Linked DNA regions of Mus musculus: region 2 is linked to region 1. The links are chromatin loops, found by intact Hi-C in ENCODE. Cell type or tissue: heart. All regions are shown on one strand.

What was found. Peaks named below come from ENCODE experiments on the same cell type or tissue, not always from the same donor. Only the 100,000 strongest peaks of a DNase experiment are listed, where the experiment ranks them.
Region 2: it touches region 1 in a loop (5-fold over the local background); 2 of 42 quality-filtered maps call a loop at or near these places.

The regions. Positions count from the first base shown.
Region 1 is chr4:57,447,506-57,455,505 of GRCm38, forward strand. It overlaps a transcript of Pakap not described here. Among named protein-coding and RNA genes, the nearest start is that of 1700042G15Rik, 87 kb to the left of the region's middle. In heart, a CTCF peak has its summit at 4,560 (motif pointing right); no DNase peak of the experiment used is centred here; H3K27ac peaks cover 389 bases.
Region 2 is chr4:57,924,868-57,932,867 of GRCm38, forward strand. No RefSeq gene overlaps it. Among named protein-coding and RNA genes, the nearest start is that of Gm52700, 4.0 kb to the left of the region's middle. In heart, a CTCF peak has its summit at 3,143 (motif pointing left); a DNase peak (open chromatin) is centred at 5,864.

The sequences.
Region 1 (8,000 bases):
GCGGGCCAAATAAACAGATATTTGTTTAGAATGTCAGAGCAGTACATGGTGTGTGTTTGAACTGTTTCGAAAGTAGGTGGATTTTACCTTTTAAATTTGAATATGAAAAGTTTTGTGGTCATGACTTTAAAGAAAAGCTTAGAACTTTATTTTCCTTGATCTGTTCTTTGATATTTAAAAAAAAATGGCTGAATCTAATCATCTGTGATCTCCTGTCTCTACAGGCCAGTAGTATCCTGGTGTAGAGGTCAAGGTATGGTCATATGAACGTGCTGCTAGGTTGTGATAGGAAGAGGAGGCCCTGACACTCTGTTCTTTGACTCAGATTGACACATTTGAGGACATTAATGCAAAGAAAGCAGATCCTCTCCTAGAGGAAAATTTAAGCATATTACAGCTTTGAGTAGTATTCTCCTCTCTGTGTTCATATATGTATTCACATGAACACATATATGTATGTGTGTGTGTGTGTTTATGTATGAACACATGTGTGTGTGTGTGTGTGTGTGTGTGTGTAGGCCAGAGGTGACATCTGGTATTTTTCTCAATCCCTTCTTTATCTTATTTTTTGAGACTCAGCCTCTCACTGAACCTCAAGTTCATTGGCAAGGAAGGCTGGTCAGCAGGTCCACAGATCCTTCTGCCCCCAATTCTCCAGTGCTGGGATTATAGGTGCATATGGGCACATCTGACTATTTATGTGTCTGTCAGGAATTTGATCTCAGTTCCCATGCTTATGGGACAAGCCATCTCCTCAGCCACTCCCCGTCCCCAAGCCACTTTGGTCAAAGGAAAGTTTAAGCAGAAAGGCCACACAATCTAACTTGTGGACAAAGGAGAATATCCCGGCACAGCTAGGAGGCCACTACACCCTGAGGTGGCTGAGACTTGGTGGTAACTGGGCCAAAGCTATGGCGGTAGGGATGGTAGGATGTAGTCAACCGTGCTGTGGTCTCTGAGTTGAGAACTCAAGTCTGGTTCTACAATGACAGGATGATATTGCTGACACAGTGGCAGGTTGCCATTGCTAACACACCGCTGTTGATGAGAGAAAGTTGGGTCTTCAGCTCTTCTCATTTCTCCAGCTTATTTTCCAGATCACATGGTCAAACACTTAGTTTTATGAGCTGACTAGTCCCTTCCAAAGCTCTTCAAGCTGATATGCTGCTGACTTAGAACAGAGTCAATAAATACCTGTGTCTCTATTCAGATTACACTGTCTTGTGGCTGGAAGCTTGGGCATTGAAAAAATGAAGTCTCTGTAAAATAGATGTCAGCGAGTGGAAGGAAACCTCAGGGTCTCCAGGCTGGCTTCCCTGTGGCCCACTGTGGGGAGCGGGTGTGGCGGCAGTCCCAAAGGCGCCAGGGACTGCAGCTAAGTCATATGACTTGCACCTGACTTCCTCATATAAGACACAAACATCTTGAGTGCTGCGCAGGTGTACCAGGATACAGGTGAATCCAATTTGGTGGAGATTTGCCCCTGCTGCCCTGATTAGCTGAAGCTGCGTGCCTGGTGAGGTGGCGTGGCCTGCTGTGCGTGGATGGGAACTGAGAGTATAAAAGAGTGAGAGGCCCAGGGTTCGGGGGAGATATAAAAACAAGGGAGATATATAAACAAGGGAGATATAAAAACAAGGGAGATATATAAACAAGGGAGATATAAACAGGGGAGATATAAACAGGGGAGATATATAAACAAGGGAGATATAAAAACAAGGGAGATATAAACAAGGGAGATATAAAAACAAGGGAGATATAAAAACAAGGGAGATATAAAAACAAGGGAGATATAAACAGGGGAGATATAAAAACAAGGGAGATATAAAAACAAGGGAGATATAAACAAGGAAGATATAAACAAGGGAGATATATGGAGAAAGAAGAAACAGGACTGAATAAATGTGTGCAGAAGGATCCTGTAGCAGCGTCGTTCTTCCTGGCCTGTTGGGCGCGCGCAAGAGTTGGTGCTGAGACCCGGGATGAGACGAGAAGACCTGGGACAAGAAGACCTGGGACGAGGAAACCCGGGAAAAGAAACATCTTCAGTCACGAGCGAAGACCCCCTGCTACAGGGAGGATTCAGAACTGCATCACAGGGAAGAAGGGGTTAATAAAGGTTCCCATAAAACAGACTGTTGAGAAGGATCCGGCGTGGATTCAGAACTCTTCAGCTGGGGAAAGGTACTGATGAAGAGAAAGAAGAGAGATGAAGACTGAATAAACTGCTGTTAGAAGGACTGGTGGTCGCATCGTTCTTGCTGGTCGAGAGCGGACGCGACAATTGGTGGCCTGTACGGGGAACCGACTCCCCCACCGAGTTCAGAACTTTCAGCAGTCAGTGGTTGCCGGCAGGGTAAGTTCATGGACCAGACGGAACCTCTTTGGGTGCCGGAGAGATTGGTGAGACGCTACAAGAATGAGGCTCCTGATCCAGTTGCCCCTGTGGATGTGGTGGATGATCCCACAAGCACAAAGGATGGAGCCGAGATGAGAGATCCTTTCGGTGTTCCAGAAGCGCCAATACCAGCTCGACATGACATTCAAATTTTTCCACGCTTTTTGATCCCTGAATTTCCCTTAAAGAGATAGCCCCTCTGGCTATCTATCCCTTGCTTCAGGGAAGATGAGCAGGGATGAGAGCCCTGGGATGTATGCTTGTTATAGTGTGTGTGTGTTTTGTGTTTGGCACATGTGTTAGGTGCAGAGTGTGCGGGTCCGCACTTTCGCCATGGTAGCGTAGGCTTTTGCTGCAGTGGAGGCGGGACAATCTCCTCAGATTCGGTTTGCCGCTCTAAAAGAAATTATGCTGCGTTATGCCATGGGTTGCGAGGCTAAGCACTGCACAGAGGATAGCTTGCTGTTGGCATCCTGTGGAAGGCACGTCTGATTGCATGAAGGTTCAGTGTCCTAGTTCCCTTCCCCCAGGAAAAACGACACAGGAGCTGGCCAAGACCTCTCTGGGTGATGAGCCTAAGGGATGGTTTTGTGTAGGGCCCCTATGCTTGCACACTGGGGATCAGACCTCTACCTTCACCCATGAGGCTTGCTTGCAGCAATTAAGATCTGGCCATAGGTTAAGTAACATCCTGGCCTTTTGATGCACCTGCTGCAAGCAAAACACAATCTCCCCAGGAGTGGCTTGGCATGATTGAGAGGTAGTCAGTGATAAGACTCCCTGGGCATGTCACCAACCTAAGACAGGGATCAAACCAATGCTGTTTGTCACCCAAGGACGGGTAAGGGGCATGGCTGCGGGGGGCTTTCTACAGACATTCTCTCTGCCAAAAAAGAAAAAAGGGGGAATTGTGGGGAGCGGGTGTGGCGGCAGTCCCAAAGGCGCCAGGGACTGCAGCTAAGTCATATGACTTGCACCTGACTTCCTCATATAAGACACAAACATCTTGAGTGCTGCGCAGGTGTACCAGGATACAGGTGAATCCAATTTGGTGGAGATTTGCCCCTGCTGCCCTGATTAGCTGAAGCTGCGTGCCTGGTGAGGTGGCGTGGCCTGCTGTGCGTGGATGGGAACTGAGAGTATAAAAGAGTGAGAGGCCCAGGGTTCGGGGGAGATATAAAAACAAGGGAGATATATAAACAAGGGAGATATAAAAACAAGGGAGATATAAAAACAAGGGAGATATATAAACAAGGGAGATATAAACAGGGGAGATATAAACAGGGGAGATATATAAACAAGGGAGATATAAAAACAAGGGAGATATAAACAAGGGAGATATAAAAACAAGGGAGATATAAAAACAAGGGAGATATAAAAACAAGGGAGATATAAACAGGGGAGATATAAAAACAAGGGAGATATAAAAACAAGGGAGATATAAACAAGGAAGATATAAACAAGGGAGATATATGGAGAAAGAAGAAACAGGACTGAATAAATGTGTGCAGAAGGATCCTGTAGCAGCGTCGTTCTTCCTGGCCTGTTGGGCGCGCGCAACAGCCCACCACTCACACAGTTTTTTTTTCCAACACTCTGAGACGACTTCAGCTTTAGGAAAAAACTCAGACATTTGTCATTCGAAATTCTTGACTCTTCCCTGCTTTACCCACTAGCTGGGGCCTTTCATCTGGGCTGTGAAATACTATGATAGATTTCTTTATTCCTTCTCCCACTTTTTTTTTTTCTTGAGGAAAGGAGAATGCTCGTGTTTTCTAAACCATTGCATCTCTGAGTTGAGAAGAAAGTGTTTGTTGCTTGTGAAAAATTAGCCAGTGGCTTAGCATGGTGTGCGTGTGTGTATGTGTGTGTGTGTGTGTGTGTGTGTGTCTTTGTGATCAACCAAGGGTCTTGGGAGGAGTAAGTGAATCCAAGTAGGAAGAAATGGGCAGAAAGAGGGAGAGGGAAGTTGACCTATCAGGGGAGTTAGTGCACCAAATAGATTTTAGGGGACTGGGATGGGGGGCAGGGGACTGACAGTTTGGAGTCGCCCATGAACAGGACTAATTCTAGATGCAGAGCTCAGCCTGTTCACCAGCAATTTTCTGTGGGTCTCAGGAAGTCAGAATATAAGTGACACTATCTGGCAACCAGGAGGTGGCAGTAGAGGTCACCGCAAAGGGTCACACTTGGACTGTCATAAAAGACTGAGCTTTGTGCTGGCTAGTTTTACGCTACAAGCTAAAGTAATCTCAAAGGAAGGGACTTTCATGTGAGAAAATGCCTTCATAAGATTGGGCTGTAGGCAAGCCTGTAGGGCATTTTCTTAATTAGTGACTGATGGAGGAGGGCCCAGGGGAGGAAGGTGGTACTACCTCTGGGCTGATGGTCTTGGTTCTATAAGAAAGCAGGCTGAGCAAGCCAGGAGGACAAGCCAGGAAGCAGCACTCCTCCCAGGCCTCTAGGTCCCTTCCCTGCTTGAGTCTCTGCCCTGACTTCCTTTAATGATGGACTAAGATGTGGAAGCGTAAGCTAAGTAAACCCTTTCCTGCCTCAGATTGCTTTGTCCATGGTGTTTCATCACCACAGTAGCAACCCTAAAAGAAACAGAAATTGGTATCAGAATCATGGGAAGTTGCTGTGATAGGCCTGACTATGTTGTTTTGGAGGGTTGTGGAAGGACTTTGGAACTTTGGGCTAGAAAAGCCATTGAGTGTTGAGAGCTCTGGGCTATTCTGTAGGAGCTTGGATGGTAAGACTGTTGAGAGCCGTGCCGAACATGGAGGCCTGGCTTGTGAGGTTGCAGAGGAATGCAAAGACTCTACCAGGTCATTTGCCTGAAGACTCTGTAGTTCTGGTTAGCTGGGGCTGAAGAATCTGCTGTGGTTAACAAGATACCAGAAACACAAACCCGTGGTTTGCTGGGACAATGGATATGGATGAGCTGGGGCTGAAGACTCAGCTCTGAGTAAGAGACCAACATCATTAAGATGATAAGCTTTGTCTCAGACACAGCCAAGGTTGGCCTTCATGCTGGCAGCTGAACTTTGTAATGTGCAAGACTCAACCAGGCGGTATTGTTGGTGAAGGCATAGAGGGGTCACGGAGAGCAGCTAAGGCTTGGCACCATGAAGCAAGCCCAGGAGAGGTTATTGGTGAAACCCAATTGCAGCGGAATTGGTGAAACCCAATTGCAGCGGAAGACCCCAGCATTTGGAGATGCCAATACCATAGGATGATCATCAAGAAGAGCTGCAGCGGTGGAGTGGAGCCGGCCTGAGCTCAGAAGACAAGCTGTGTGTGCTGTAGAGCCAGAGAAGTGACCTGAGCCCATTAGACATTTTGTTATTTACACAGTTGGAGTTTGGTTTTGCTTTGTTGAGGTTGTAGCTGCCCTCCTGGTTCTTCCTCTTTGGAGTAAGAAAGCATTTAAGATACTTATTATTTTACAGCAGCCCATAGTTGAGAGATTTTTAACTTTTAAAGAAATTTTGGAATTTTACAAATTCTTTGGATTTCAAAACAGAATTTGGGTATTTTAAGAGACTTCAACCTTGCCGGGTGTGGTGGCTCACACCTTTAATCCCAGCACTTGGAAGGCAGAGGCAGGCGGATTTCTGAGTTCGAGGCCAGCCTGGTCTACAGAGTGAGTTCCAGAATAGCCAGGGCTGCACAGAGAAACCCTGTCTCGAAAAACCAAAACCAAAACCAAAAAAAAAAAAAAAAAAAAAAAGAAAAAAGAAAAAAGAAAAAAGGAGACTTCGACCTTTTTGTATGAAATTTTAAAGATTGGGATTTTTAAAGCTTGAAATGTTTTATATTGTAATGTTCGTAGTAACGTGTGATCTTGGGGGTGAATGGGACAAGAAAGGTTGTGGCTCAACAGTGATGTGCTTGTGTGCTGTGCTGCTTAGTGTATGTCAACTTGACATAAGCTGAAGTCATTTAGAGGAGGGAATGTCATTTAAAAATGCTTCCATACATCGTTCAAGAGAGCAGGCCATGCACCTTGCCTGGGTGGCACAGTCGAGCTGACCCTGGTGTTGGGGGCAGGGTGAGCTGGCCCTGGGGATATGAGCACAGGAGAGTTGGCCCTGCAATTCCTCTGTTGTGTGGAGGCATGGGTGAGGGAGAGATCATCTCCCTTCCTTGCCCCTCTGGCTGCAGCACTTGAGGGAGCAGCCTGCCCTGCCACTGGGCAGTGCAGTAGAGCTGGCCCTGTTGACATGGGTGAGAGGAGGCCAGCCCTGAGGGAGAGCTAGCCCTGCCCCTTGCAGGCTGAGGCATCAGGTGAGCTAGCCTGGTCAGTTCAGGAAAAAACACTGGTGATGTGGATGCAGGAGATCTGGCAGGCTGGTGAACTCAGCTACCACCCAGGTCTAGATCCGGGGCTTTGAGTTGGCCCACCCCAACAGCTACCCAATCTATGAAGTGCTGGAGAATATGAAGGGATCAGTCCTGCAGATACAAAAATGCAGGATTCCCATGACACAAGGCAACAACAGAATATTTTAGAGGAGTCCCAGAGAGGATCCAGTATTGATAGAGTAGCAGAAACCAGAGCCTTGAACCAGACTCATTACAATGAACATTTGCAAGTAAAGATGTGTAGACAAAAGAGTATGCTGTGTGAGACACTACAGCTTCCATAACAAGATTTTAAAAAAAAATCTTCTTTATTTCCTTTTTGGGGATTGAGGAGGAGGTTGCAAAAATGGAGGGCAGATATGAAGGGATGGGAAGATGAGTGGGATTCGCTTACATGATGTGAAACTCACAGAGTCAAAAAGTTAAAAAAAGATGCCTCTCCAAAAAAGAATGCTTCCATAAGATGGGGCTGTAGGCAAGCCTTTAAGGCATTTTATTAATCAGTGATTGATGTGGGAGGGACCAGTCCGTTGTGGGTGGGACCATCCCTGCACTGGTGGTTCTGGGTTCTATAAGACAGCAAGCTGAGCTAGCCAGAGTGAGCAAGCCAGTAAGCAGAGCATCTCCATAGCCTCTGCCTCAGCTCCTGCCTTCCAGTTCCTGTCCTAGCTTCCTTCAATAGTGGACTAAAACATGGAACTATAAGACAAGTAAGCCCATTCTTCCCAAGTTGCTTGGCATGGTGTTTCATCACAACTATAGAAACTCTAACTAAAACTAGATTGTAGAGTAGTTTTGGGGTGGCCTTGGCAGGTTCTGATGATAGTAGAAGAGGTCTCATAAATGGGGCCAAGGCATTTTGGCTTAATCTGTAGGCAAATAAAATGCTATTTACTAAAAGAAGAACTAGGCTTGGGAGGGAGAAGCACGTAGGGCTTAGAATAAGAAAGTTTGAGTCACTTAATGGACACCCAGATGCTAATGTCTGGGAAGGGCTTGGTCCTCTGAATGATGTTCAAGAAGATTAAGGAATTAAATTAGGGAGTCTCCATGGCAATTGAGATCCTTTCGCTATTCTAAATGATGGCAGTCTAAGCGATGTAGAGACAGAGATAAGATTCAAACTGATTAATAAAAAAATTAATCTTTTCTATTCAATAAGTTTGACCTTTATCCTTATATCCATTTCCATAAAAGAGGCTCCCCTAAATACCTTTTTAAAAAACATCAAAAA
Region 2 (8,000 bases), 480 kb after region 1:
CCCACAAATTGTATTGTGTTTCAAATGCACGGGGAGAACAAAGGAGAGCATTCTCCTACCACCTCTGTCTTTCCTCATTTTACTCAATAGCCCTGACTGATGCCTTCTCCTGAGAACATGGTATGTTCTGTTCTTTTCCCTACTCTCAACAAGGTGCTCCGAGTGACCGGTTTCACTCCTCTCTGCCTGAGGAAAAAGCAGTCCCCAAAGAAGTGGGTAGCAGCTTGAGTTGACCAAGCAAGTAGGACAGATCTTATTGAGCATTGAGGTTCTAGGATAACTAGAACATTATAATGAATATACTATTATTGCTGAACAGAGAAACCATTGTTAAGAAACTTTGGGGCAAACTCCTGGCCTATCAACCATATGTCATCATGAGCCACACCCACAAAGTAGGTACCTGCATCCTGTCTCTGTGTCCACGAAATTTTATCAAAGTATATTTTGTTTGTCAAACTAGGTGTCCAGTATCTTTGTTGTGAGGAAGTCTGAGAAATTTCACAGAAGCTGGTATAGTCGTATACGCCTTTAATCACAGCACTTGGAAGGCAGAGGCAGGTGGATTTCTGTGAGTTAGAGGGCAGCCTGGTCTACATTGTGAGTTCCAGGATAGCTGGAGCTACACAGTGAGACTTCATCTCATAAAAACAAAACAAAACAAAACAAAAAACAAAAACAAAGAAAACCCCAAACCAAACAAATCCCCCAAATATTTTAAAACATTTATTTTATTTTAAATCATGCATCTCTTCGTGTGGGTATGTATGCACAAGTACAAGGTAAACGGCATCAGATCCCCCGGAGCTAGAGTTATAGGCAGTTGTGAGCCACCCTACATGGATGCTGGGAATCCAACTCTACCAGAGCAACAAGTTGAGCCTTCTCTCTAGCTCCAGCATCATGGCTTTTAGAAGATAAAAGAGGACTGAAATAAATAATGAGGAAATAAATACATCCCTTGAGCCACCCACCCTGCTTGACTCAAGAAAACTAAGAGAGTGGTCAGCCCTCTAAACCTCTCATCTCAGCACTCGGGAGGTGAAGGAAAGAGGAGCTGGAGTTTAAGGTCTTCCTTCCCTGTGTGGCAAGTTCAAGGCCAGCCTACCCTACACAAGTCCTTGTCTCAAATACAAGAAAAAGAAAAGTAGGAGAATGTTTTGAGATACCGTAGTACAAACTGAGTGGTAGTGGCGCATGCCTCTAGTCCCAACACTCGGGAAGCAGAGGCAGGTGGACCTCTGTGAGTTCGAGGCCAGCCTGGTCTACAGAGTAGGTTCCAGGACAGCCAGGGCTACATAGAGAAACCCTGTCTTGAAAACAAATAAAAACAGAAATTATGGTATATAACTGCACCCAAAATGACTTTTTCTCATTTCAGGTCTTTAGCAGCACATTTCTTTTTATTTTAAGATTTATTTATTCTATGTAAGTACACTGTAGATGTCTTTAGACACACCAGAAGAGGGCATCAGATCTCATTACGGATGGTTGTGAGCCACCATGTGGTTGCTGGGATTGGAACTCAGGACCTTCGGAAGAGCAGTCAGTGCTCTTAACCGCTGAGCCATCTCACCAGCCCCTAGTGGCACATTTTATCACAGGAAATTACTATAATGTTCAAAGAAATCTTGTTGATGTCTAGATGAATATCCATATCTGATCAGAGAGCCTTTGATCCTTGTTATCTTTCCAGCAAATACAGCAAACAAATGATAACACTTAGATGACTGGTTACAGCTTAGCCAAATGGTGAAGAAGTTTTTGTAAGTTGGATTCATTGTTTATGAAAATAGAGTGATTTCAAGTCTTAATATGAAGGTGATTTTCAAATCTTATATGAAGTCTTATATGAAGGTGATTTTAAAAAAAGATTTATTTATTTATTTATTTATTTTATGTATATGAGTACAACATCACTGTCTTCAGACACACCAGAAGAGGGCATCTGATCTCATTACAGATGATTGTGAGCCACCATGTGGGTGCTGGGATTTGAACTCAGGACCTCTGGAACAGCAGCCAGTGCTCTTAACCACCGAGCCATCTCTCCAGCCCGAATTTTATTTTTAAATGTATTTTATCCCCTGCCTCTTTGTACAGACATAACTATATATCTTTTTTTTGTTGTTGTTTTTTTGTTTGTTTGTTTGTTTTGTTTTGTTTTTCGAGACAGGGTTTCTGTGTATAGCCCTGGCTGTCCTGGAACTCACTTTGTAGACCAGGCTGGCCTCGAACTCCGGAATCTCCCTGCCTCTGCCTCCCGAGTGCTGGGATTAAAGGCGTGAGCCTCCATGCCCGGCTATCTATCATTTTAAAACAAGTTGTTAGCATATTCCTGATGGTGGTCAACTACACACTGCCTCTGCTTGAAAACCTTTTTTTTAAAATCACTCCAAAGAGAACCTCATTAAGAAGTCACTGTCCCCCTTTCTCTGCTCTCCGCCCTGTCAATCACCAATCTGTTTTCAGCCTTTGTGGGTTTCACTATTCTGGATGAACCACGTAGATGCAGCTGTACAACCTGGGATCATGTCCCCTACTCCACTGCTTCCTACTGTTGAGCAACATTTCTTGGAACAGACATCATCACATGCATGTTCTTCCTTCCTTCCTTCCTTCCTCCCTCCCTCCCTCCCTCCCTCCCTCCCTCTCTCTCTTTCTTTCCCTTTCCTCCTCCTCCTCCTCCTCCTCCTCCTCCTCCTCCTCCTCCTTTGATTCAGGGTTCTACTCTGTAGCCCTAGCTGGACTCAGAACCTGTGATCTTTCTGCCTCAGCCTCTCAAGGCTGTGATGATCAAGCTGTGCCAAGCTCCTTGTATCATCCATCAAGCTTCTTGTATCCATTAGGCTACTATGAATACCATGCTATGCTAATGTGTGTGTGTGTTTCATTTTAGAAAATAAAAGATATATATATGTGTGGGTGTGTCTTTGCATGTGTGTTTGTGCACCGCTTGTGTTCTTGATGCCCACACAGGTTAGAAGGGTGTGTTGGATCCCCTGGAACTGGAGTTACAGATGGTTGTGAGTCGCCATGCTTACTATTTATTATTCAGGTGATTGTATTGCCTCCAGGTCTTTGGCCTGTGGAAAGAAAAGTACAACTTAAATGTAAGTTTTCTGCCCTCTAGTGGACGCTTTAAGTCATGGCCACACAAAATGCTGAGATGATTAACCCTACTTGAACAGATATATGGCTCCTGAAGTTTGGGAGTCTCACTGTGGCATGGAGACCCCTACCTGTTGTAGGGGCCCCTCCTGGGAAGCAGGGTGGTGCTGATGACATGTAGCTTCACACTTCTTGAGCTGCCATGGATAGATCAGCAGCAGCCTGACAAATGACCTAACCCTGAACATCTACCAACTCAGGGCCTCCATATAGGAAGGTAGGAGGCCCAGATACTAACGTTTTCAAAATGGCCAGGCAGTGGTGGCACATGCCTTTAATCCCAGCACTTGGAAGGCAGAGGCAGGTGGATTTCTGAGTTCGAGGCCAGCCTGGTTTGCCAAGTGAGTTCCAGGACAGCCAGGGCTACACAGAGAAACACTGTAAATAAATAAATAAATAAATAAATAAATAAATAAATAAATAAATAAAAAAAGCTTCTCAAGCCATGAGAAGAATGTGAACTGTTAGGTGAGGGGGGTCCCTTCAGGTATCCAGGCAGAGGAGCAAATGGCAAGGAAGAGATAAGAATGAAAAACCAATTGCAGATTGACTTCAACTTGCATCAGACTCCAGGGAGTCTAACACCAGGTGGTTTACTGCAGGCATATTTAAACATGATAGAATTTGGGAAATGGTCTCTAGGCAATGAGAATTCCCATAATTTCAATTCCAGTTGCACAATAAAGCTTAAGGTGTGATTACATACATACTCTTTTACAAAATATATGTGACCTAGCTAAAAGGCCTAGAATCTAGTATAGGCTCTGACCAATAGCATAGAGGTCATTGGGTCATAAAGTACACCCAACATCTCCCCTAAGGATGGATAATGGTTTAGGGCGAGTAAAACCCTCTTTAAATAATTGATAGGTTAAGGCTGGCAAGATGTCTCAGCTGGTAAATGCACTTGCTGCCAGGCCCAATGTCGTGTGTTCAACCCACAGAGTCTACATGCTATTCCCAGGAGTCTGGGATAATCCTTCTGGGGAATGGAGGTGAGGTCTGCCCCTATAGCAAAAGGTGGGTGAAGACTACCTTCACAGGTATCAAAAGGGTCAGCAGCTCGTTAACAAAACCCACTCTCAGCTTTCTGGGTAGGATACAGGGATTGGACTTTCTCTCCTCCACGGAGGAGATGCCCTGTGTGATTTACGTTCCTGGTTTTCTTACTGCTTCTCTGGGAGTACAAGGACTTCTGGGGCCTCAACAAGGAGTAGTCTGAAAATCAGAGCAAAGGATGTCGGATGTGGAAGTGGCCAGGACCACCTTCCATCCTAGTGAGACGGCAGGCACTTCAGGGAAGTTGTCTTAGTGACGTTTCTATCCCTGTGGTAGGACAACGTGAGCAAGGCAGCTTGTGGAAGCGTGGATTTGGAGCTAACAGGATCAGAAGGTGAGTTCATGACCGTGTGGTGGCGGGCATGGCAGCATGCAGGCAAGCAGGCAGCACTGGGGCAGTGGCTGAGAGCTTACATCCATACCATAAGGGAGCAAACTAGGAATATCATGGGCTTTTGAAAGCTCAAAACCCATCTCCAGTGACGCACCTTCTCCCACAAGGCCACACATCTTAATCTTTCCCAATCAGTTAACAGATCGGGACAATGTGAGTCCTCTAGGATCCTGTTTTCCTTCTTCCGGTCGGCTCATTCCGAATCAGATCAAGAGTCTCTCCCGGACGTTTGGGCCCACGTTCTGGAGATCTACCCTTTGTCTTAGCGATAGTCAGACGGCCACGGCGTTTGGGCCCACGTTCTGGAGATCTACCCTTTGTCTTAGCGATAGTCAGACGGCCACGGCTTTACTAGTAAGGGTAAGGGTTTCACATTAGTGCGGGATTCTCAATCTGGACTGAGTGTTAAGAACCACTTAAGTTGGGCCTGGTGGCTCATACCTGCAGCCCCTGCACTTGACCTGTGGAAGCGGGAAGATCAGGAGTGGAAAATCAACCTCAGCCACAAAGTGAATTTGACGGAAGCCTACATACACTGTAGGAGACTTTGTCTCAAAATCAAACCAAAACACAAACCAACCAACCAACCAACATACAAGGAAGCCCTCGAGAAGATGTCCTATGGAACACTCAGAGCTGTGAGGAAAGTGAGGGACAATTTTCTACTGTTTACTTAATAACCAAAACAGAGCCAACCAACCAACCAACCTACCTACCAACCAACCATCCAACCAACTAACCAACCAACCACCAACCAAAAGAGTTATGATGGTGGCTCATGCCCAGTGCTAGGAAGACTGAGTCAGGAGAATTGCTGTGAGTTTAAAACTAACCTAAGTAGCACATTAAGTTCTGGGCTGGAGAGATCTGCCTTAGCTACTTTTCTGCTGTGATGACAAAGTAACCTAACAAAAGTAATTTAAGAGAGAAAGGCTCAGCCGGGCAGTGGTGGCGCATGCCTTTAATCCCAGCACTCAGGAGGCAGAGGCAGGCAGAGCTCTATGAGTTCAAGGCCAGCCTGATGTACAGAGTGAATTCCAGGACAGCAGGGCTACACAGAGAAACCCTGTTTCAAAAAAACTGAGAGATGAGGGTGGGGGTGGGGTGGCAGCAATAGGGCATAAGTCTCTTGGTTGGGAGCACTGGGTGACAGGAGCAAGCAGCCAGTCTGTCACACTGCAGTAGCAGAGAGGGATCACAGGAAGCTGGTTCTCATTGTTGTACTTCCTCCATCAAGGCTCCATGTGCCAAAAGGTTTCACAACCTTCTCAAACGTCCCCAGCTGCTGAGAATCAGGTGTTCCCACACATGAGTCTATAGGGAACGGGTCATGTTCAAACCACAACAGACCCTGTCTCAAAACCAAAAAATAAAAACTTATGAAAAGAATCATCTGACGAGTGTCTCTAAAAAATGAAGTGTTCTGGGTTCATGTGACCTCTCTTCAGATCACAGGAGAGGGCAGTAGGGCCCAGTCATGAGTACTTTCGAAACTTGCCAAAGTGCAGTGGAAACCAAGAGCCGCTCAAGTATTGAAGTGGTTCTTTGTCATGCTGCTTGCTTTCCTTTAGAGCAATGTTTTGTCTGTTTACATTACAGGTATTTCTGGGGCTAGGGGGAGGAAGAAGAGAAGGGATCCCTTGGGGTCTGCATCTTCCTCAATTCTCTGCCCAGGGTCCTTGGCTCTGTCTTCATATAGGACCCAGACTGTGTGCATGCATCCCTGAACTCTGAACTTTCACACTGGTTCAGGGAAGCAAGGGTCATCCAACTGCACAGACTTTCAGCTTGAACTTGACTCACCCCCTCTGACCTGTAAGTTTGTGCTGTCTTGTTATTCAGGCTGTGAGCTTTTGCTTTCCAAGTCCTCTGCTCTGTTAGTCCTTTGCTCTGTAGGCATGTGAACGTGTGCATAGATCTCCATGTGTGCATGAAACTCCAGGAGAATCGATTGAAAGTGCCCAGTCCTAACATGAGCCAAACATTGGCTGTGCAGATCTGTAGCTTTATTTGACCATAAGAAAGCACATTAATACTCAGCCATATCGGCATCTGGGGAGTTTTGGATGTGGGAACAGCTTGCTTGGAGAGTTCTCTTCATTGTACTTTCTGCTCAGATGCACAAGGATGTTAGAATCTACTGCTCTGTTCTTTGTCTCTGACTTTGGGGTTTAACCTGGGACCTGTGTAGACTTTTGGAGTCCTTACATCATTCAAGGCAAGTTTCCCAATCTGCTTGCATCCTCGAAGGACATACTTCTTTTTTTTATTATTTTGTTTTAATTAAAATTTTATACAGTATTTTGATCATGTTTTCTCCTCCTTCTAGTCCTCCCAGATCTCCCCCCACTTCCTAACTTTATATTCTCTCTCTCTCTCTCTCTGGAAAAAAGTCCCCCCAAAAAGGAAAATTAACACAAACAAGCAATAGACCAATAAGACAAAAGACAAAAAACAAAAACAGCTCAAACAAAACAAAATGAAGTATGCACACACAAAAAATCCACATGACATTTCTTTTATTTTGGCCACTGTTCCTAGGCATGGGGTCCTGCCCTGGAGTGTAGTTGATATTCCAAGTAACACTCCATTGGAAACAATAAATTTTCCTTTTACCAGTGGCTGTCAATTGCATATAATTTATTGGTTGGAATCGGAGCTTGTGTCCACTTCCTCCTTTCAGTGCTGGGATTTCATCTGATTTGAATCTGTGAAGCTCTTGTGCATGCTGCCACAGTATCTGAATTCATATATCCTGTTGCGCCTGAAAGACATTGTTTCCTTGGAGTAATCCATCACTTCTGCCTCTTAGAATATTTCTGCCTTCTCTTTCACGTAAGACTCCAGGAAGCCTTGGCTTACCAGGGACCCCCTGAGTGAACCACTTGGAGCCAGGATCGATGCAAAAAGCAAGAGGAATTTATTGTTCCAGTGCGCTGGGGTTGTCCCAGACCTGATGGAGAGGCGGCGACCCCCAGCACCCATTCAGTGAGTTTTCCAGGGGCAGAACAGAGTGTCAGCAACTAGGCACAATATGATTGGCAGAACAGTGCACCCTTTAAACTGGTTGGTCTTTAGGGAATGAGGTGACAAGGACTTCCCTTGTCTGAAGGCGAGCGATGGTCAGCCCTGTGGAATGTGTCCCACCCGCAGGTCCATTCCCACCCTGTGGTCTGAGAAATGCTAATTAGCTTCTCCCTTCTGGAGGGGTGAGTGTTTCATGACCTTCCCAAAGTTCCTATGCTGACTTTTTCATTCCACATAGCCACCTGGACCCTTAAGAGTAAGAGTTGATGAAGACCTCACTTAGGACTACTTAGGACTGGTTGTTCCAAAGCCTCTCACTCTTTGCGTTAGTTTTCATCTATTGCCAGAA